2 separate regions of the Homo sapiens genome follow, and region 2 is linked to region 1. Evidence: chromatin contacts called from ENCODE Hi-C or POLR2A ChIA-PET data. All regions are on one chromosome and are shown on one strand. The core of a region is the stretch at or near the end of the contact, and the rest is flanking DNA. Distances in the headings are between cores, read along the strand shown. Region 1 has its middle 710 kb from the start of SNORD151. Region 2 has its middle 230 kb from the start of IGFBP3.

Region 1 (2,750 bases), core at 120-2,619:
TAATCTTTACGCAACCTTAGATTATAGGTGTAATGAATATTATTTTGCAGATTAGGTAATCATGTCCCAGAAATGTCAAGTAAGTTACCAATGTCACTCAGCTAGCCCGTGGAAGAGGTAGGCTTCCCACTCTCCCTAGAGCAATTGCTCTTTCTCTTGGAAAGAAAAGTCTCCTGCATCTAAGTCAAAGCACGGGAGTTAATCATGCAGCTGATTTTAGAATCACAGGCTCCCTAAGTCAGTGTGGGTCATCTGCTTAAGACCCTGGTCATCTAACAGAGAGACATCCACGCAGGAGTGAAGGCCATGGCCTACAGTAGATTTTGTAATGAGAAGTCACTCAAGCCTGAATGATGACAGAAATCACAGAGAGGAAATGGAATACACTGTTGAGATGCTAAGTCCCAAAGAGGTCAGTCATGCCTGGTGAAGTAAGTTTTGAGAGTGAATTGGTATGTGGGAAACATGTGGTGAAGACAAGGGGTTGAAAGCTGAGGCTTGAGTAAGGCCAAATGGATTCAGTGCTGAAGGCCCACATTTTGATTATGTTGGCTGTACAGCACCATGACTCAGTTATCTGTTTTTTTTTTTTTTAGATGGAGTCTCACTCTGTCGCCAGGCTGGAGGGCAGTGGCACGAGCTCAGCTCACTGCAACCTCCGCCTCCGGGTTCAAGCGATTCTCCTGTCTCAGCATCCTGAGTAGCTGGGACTACAGGCATGTGCCACCACGCCCAGCTAATTTTTGTGTTTTTAGTAGAGATGGGGGTTTCATCATGTTGGTCAGGATGGTCTCGATCTCTTGACCTCGTGATCCGCCTGCCTCGGCCTCCCCAAAGTGCTGGGATTACAGGTGTGAGCCACTGTGCCCAGCTGACTCAGTTATCTTTTTAAAGCACCTCTGCATGCTGGATCAACCTGTGAGATGCATCTGCAGAACATCTTGAACGTGCCTGACTCAGAGTCTCTTGGAAGATGTCCAATGCTGAAACCTTGCTTGATCCAAGGCAGCATGGTTCATATTCTTATATAGTATAATTATAATGATTATATTTTAAATTAAATTCATTTGGGATAAAAAAGGTAAACTAAAAGATATGTGTTGGGAGGTAATAAATCTCCAAATACATTGTTGTCCCTAGATTCAGTATTGAATAACTTTGATTTTATATGCTTTTAAAATGTACTGAAACCTCTTAATAATTGCTGGTTTTTCCAACGAGAGGCTTGATGTCAAAAATAAGCCGGGAATACCTAGTGTTCCAGCTCCATATTCTACCCTGCACATAAAAATAGGCTTTTGAAGTCCAGCAGAGCCAGGTAAAGGGAAAAGATGTTGCAAATAGACTCTCAAGTCATCTACTCTGACTCCACCAAAACCCACAAGTGAAGCAATGATTTATGATCTGACTCACAATTGAAGAGTCTGCACAGAAAGAAAAAAAAAACAAAAACAAATTAATAACCATAAAGAGGAAGTGCATATTTCCTACACTTCATTATTTTTTCTTTTTATCTACCATCCCATCAAGCCTGGCAGTGATCGAGCAGGGTGAAATCATTGTTTCTTTTTTATAAATCAACATGGGTAATGTTTGAGTGCAGAAAGATCTGGTATTTCACTATTTATGGGTGCATAGCTCTGTCTGTACTCACAGTTCCAACAGCACGTTCACTTACTTTTAACTTCTGACTCAAAGTAACCCTGCAGAATCTGTATTCTTATCCCACTTTGCAAATTAGGAAAATGAGCCTCACATTGGTTTACACACACGTGACAATGAAACAATTATTGCTTGGGTGAGAAGGGCAGTGAATGCTATAATACGATAGTTTCCAAAAATTTCCAAGTTGGAAGCTTCTGGGATAGGCAAACGAGACAAAGTAAATACATTTTCTTGTAGTTAGGATATAAGGTTCTGAAATCAGACAGTCTGGATTCAAAACCCAGTGCTGCTGCCTTACCCATTTTCTCTAAGTTCCAGTTTCTTCACCTGAAAAATAGGAATTGCGTAGTACCTTTAAAAATGTAGATATAATAATATGGCAAAATAATGGAAAGAATTATGTGAGGATAAAGCACAGGTGATAAAAAATTATTAAAGGAAATTTTACCTAGTATTTGATATTCTTTACACAGTTTAGTGATACAGAAATTATTTATTATTTCTCTTGTCAAGAGTGGGATTATAGATCAACAACTGGGAACACTAACTGTCCAGCAGAAGATGAAAAGTCAGAGTCCCTTGGGAGCCCTGACGCTACCAGAACTAACAGAGACAGGAGTGCTGATCAGATGTCAGAGACAGGAGTGCTGATCAGATGTCAGAATCTGGCCAGTGTAGTGAAACCATAAAAGATGCAGACATTTCCAAACACAAGCTGACACTGGGACCGAGAACCACCTCTTTCCTACAGCACCCAACCACTCTCCCAAGTCTGGGCATCAGACATTGCCATGGCTGGCTTCCCACCCAATCTTTAAGGTGCATTTCCATCTCTTCAGTTCAAATTAGCAGGAAATTCAAGAAGATGCTTGCAAGTCAAGGCAATGGATCCTTGGGGCAATGGGGACAGAGGAAGGGACTTGCATACGAGAGGCTAAACTGGGCTAAAAAGAAGAGTTCAAGAAGTGGATAGAGAGAATTTGGAAGTGGAGAAAAGAAGAGGTGACATGAGCAAAGGTACACAAGGCAGACTTTGACACCATGGTGCTGGCCTCACCGGGCCTCTATGGTGGTGTCCCCTCATA
Region 2 (2,851 bases), core at 112-2,611, 610 kb before region 1:
TTCCAATGGGGCACAGCTTTCAGTTTTACTCAGCATCAAAAATTGCACTTTGGGAGGCCGAGGTGGGGGAATCACAAGGTCAGGAGTTCAAGACCAGCCTGGCCAAGATGGTGAAACTCCATCTCTACAAGAAATATAAAAATTAGTGGGGCACGGTGGCAGGCGCCTGTAATCCCAGCTACTCGGGAGGGGAGGCTGAAGCAGGAGAATCACTTGCACCCCGGGGGCGGATATTGCAGTGAGCCGAGATCGCACCACTGCACTCCAGCTTGGGTGACAGAGTGAGACTCGGTCTCAAAAAAAAAAAAAAAATTGCACAACGGGAAGAAAGGCACCCATGGTTCTGGGCTGCTCTTTTCTGTCCCCCTCCCCTTCTTGCCAATGCTTGTGGTCTGCCCCAGTTGTGACCCTCTCCCCTCCTCCCCACCTCTAGTGCCCCTTCTCCCTCTATGCCCCTTTTATGCTATTCTTTTCTTTTGAGTACATCTCCTTCAGGACCTTGCTTCCTCTGGAAGTCACTCCTCATAGCCTGAAAGCTTTGTCTCACTCCCTATGAACTCCTTTATGTTTTCATTACCCATCAATAATGGCCCAAAGTGAGCAGGGTTCTCACTGGTTTCCCATCATGTCTTTAATGACACTTTCCTGGTCTTGCAGAAGTTATTATCACTTTCCCAACTCCTTTTCAATTTCTCACATTAAAGACCACTTTTAATGACTCTGACTCTATCCCCTGGGAAGGAAATGGACTATCTATTTAGTTTGCCCTGCTTTGGGGGTTACTGGAGTTGGAAGAGTTTGTAGAAGATTTGGGGTTTTAGGAGATTGTGTCATCACAAGTCACAGACCATTGTAATTGGAGAAGCCTTCTGGAAGAGGCCATCAGAGAAGGCACCCAGTGGTTGCCCTCGGGATGGATGATGAGCCATTTGGTTGGTCAGGGGCAAGGCTCATTGTGCGGAACCGGAGTCTTGGTATTTTTAATTGCCCTCATAATTTTTATTACCAGTTATGAGTATCCTGGGTGACTATGTCATAGACCAAGAAAATAACCTCTGAACAGAATGTGAGTGATTAATTTAAAATTATGGCTTTAACTAGACTGGAAGGGAATGTGGTTTTTCTGTTTGGATTTCTTTTCTATTCTTATTCAGATGTCTGTTAACTTCAGTGTTCACTCCAATCCATAGATGCCAAGAGTGAAGTGGGCTGGGGCATTTCATTTCTAAAAGTACACATGGCATGGAGTCAGCAGCTTCACGCTGGGAAGTGCCCGAGAAAAGGGGAGGAGCGATGCACCCCTGGCCTGCTGAGAGGAGTCTGTGCCAGCCTCACTTCTGATGCCTCACAGCTCTCTGACACGATTGCATCCCCCAGATGCCTCACGGAGAAAATGTGAATTTGGGACTGGTGACACGTCAATTAATTTCACAACACCGGAAAGCACACTCAGGATGCTGGTCTTATCACGTGTTGGATCTCACTGGATTAGCTGTTTTCCCTCCAGTGGCTGGAGCCTAGGACCATCCTGGATGGCAGCATCTCAGACTCAGAATAGTGCAGCAACAGGGAAAGCTATTCAAAAAGTATATCCAGTGGGAAGAGAGTTCTCAAAAAATTGTATATACACTATTATTATAACAGCATGATATTATGTCTGTGGGGCAGGGCACGGGGAGATGTTTATTGCAAATGTATTTTGGTCAGGTTTAGGAATTTATACTTTAAAAAGCCAACTTTTAAGTGCATATTTTAATGAGTTTTGAGAAATGAATACAATTGCATAGCCAAGATGCAGAAAATTTTCACCACCTAGAAAAGTATGCTTGGTGTCTATTGTTCCCTTCTTTATGTCCATGTGTGCTCTATGTTTAGTTCCCACTTATAAGTGAGAATATGTGGTATTTGGTTTTCTGTTTCTGTCTTAATTTGCTTAGGCTTGCAGCCATTATCCTGAAAGGACATAATTTTGTTATTTTATAGCTGTGTAGTATTCCATGGTATATATGTACCTCATTTTCTTTATTCAGTCCACTACTGATGGGCATCTAGGCTGATTCCATGTCTTTGCTATTGTAAATAGTGCTGTGATCAACATATGCACGCATATGTCTTTGCCGTGGAATGATCTATATCTCTTTGGGTATATACGCAAAATGGGATGGCTAGGCTGAAGGGTATTTCTGTCTTAAGTTCCTTGAGAAATCTCCAAACTGCTTTCCATGGTGGCTGAACTACTTTACATTCCCACCAGCAGTGTATAAACGAGCCGTATTCTCTGCAACCTTACCAGAATCTGTTGTTTTTTGAACTTTTAATAGTAGCCATTCTGACTGGTGTGAGATGATATCTCATTGTGGTTTTTAATTTGCATTTCTCTAATGATTAATGATGTTGAGTATTTTTTCATCTGCTTGTTGGCTGAGTGTATGTCTTCATTTGAGAAGTGTCTGTTCATGTCCTTTGCCCATTTTATAATGAGGTTTTTTTGTGTGTGTGTTGACTTGTTAAAGCTTGTTATAGATTCTGGGTATTAGATCTTTGTTGGATGTGTAATTTGCAAATGTTTTCTTCCATTCTGTAGGTTGTCTGTTTACTCTGTTGATAGTTCCTTTTGGTGCAAGCATCTGGAAAGCTCTCAAGTACCAGGCAAGTTATAGGGATGTATTGCTAAATGGAGATTTGATATCTTTTATTCCTCCCATGATTTTTCTGCTGTTATTTTTTTAAGTCAGCAGTGATTGCTTTTATTGGTAAGGATATCCAGATATAGAAAAGTATACCAAATAGTACAGAATAAACATCCAAATATTTATATCAACTGGAATTTTCTCTGTGACATTGGATAAGT

What was found. Hi-C counts contacts between places; a loop is a spot of excess contacts on that map. ChIA-PET counts read pairs that join two places held with the same protein, here RNA polymerase II (POLR2A). Pooled maps may share reads with other maps.
Region 2: a loop to region 1 is called in a map of ascending aorta, with 2.4 times the contacts of the local background. The contact joins two enhancer-like sites. A Hi-C loop is called at or near these places in 2 of 168 maps with a recorded cell type or tissue (IMR-90 and ascending aorta) and 3 of 50 pooled maps. POLR2A ChIA-PET finds 5 or more read pairs at or near these places in 1 of 52 experiments (PC-9).

What each region holds. Positions count from the first base shown.
Region 1 is chr7:46,751,587-46,754,336 of GRCh38, forward strand. No RefSeq gene overlaps it. Among named protein-coding and RNA genes, the nearest start is that of SNORD151, 710 kb to the right of the region's middle. Within about 2 kb of position 1,370, at least 8 of the 41 ENCODE cell types and tissues checked have a DNase peak (open chromatin) inside an H3K27ac peak, as active enhancers do; they include ascending aorta, where a contact is called at or near this core.
Region 2 is chr7:46,145,715-46,148,565 of GRCh38, forward strand. It overlaps the pseudogene ZNF619P1. Among named protein-coding and RNA genes, the nearest start is that of IGFBP3, 230 kb to the left of the region's middle. Within about 2 kb of position 1,362, at least 5 of the 41 ENCODE cell types and tissues checked have a DNase peak (open chromatin) inside an H3K27ac peak, as active enhancers do; they include ascending aorta, where a contact is called at or near this core.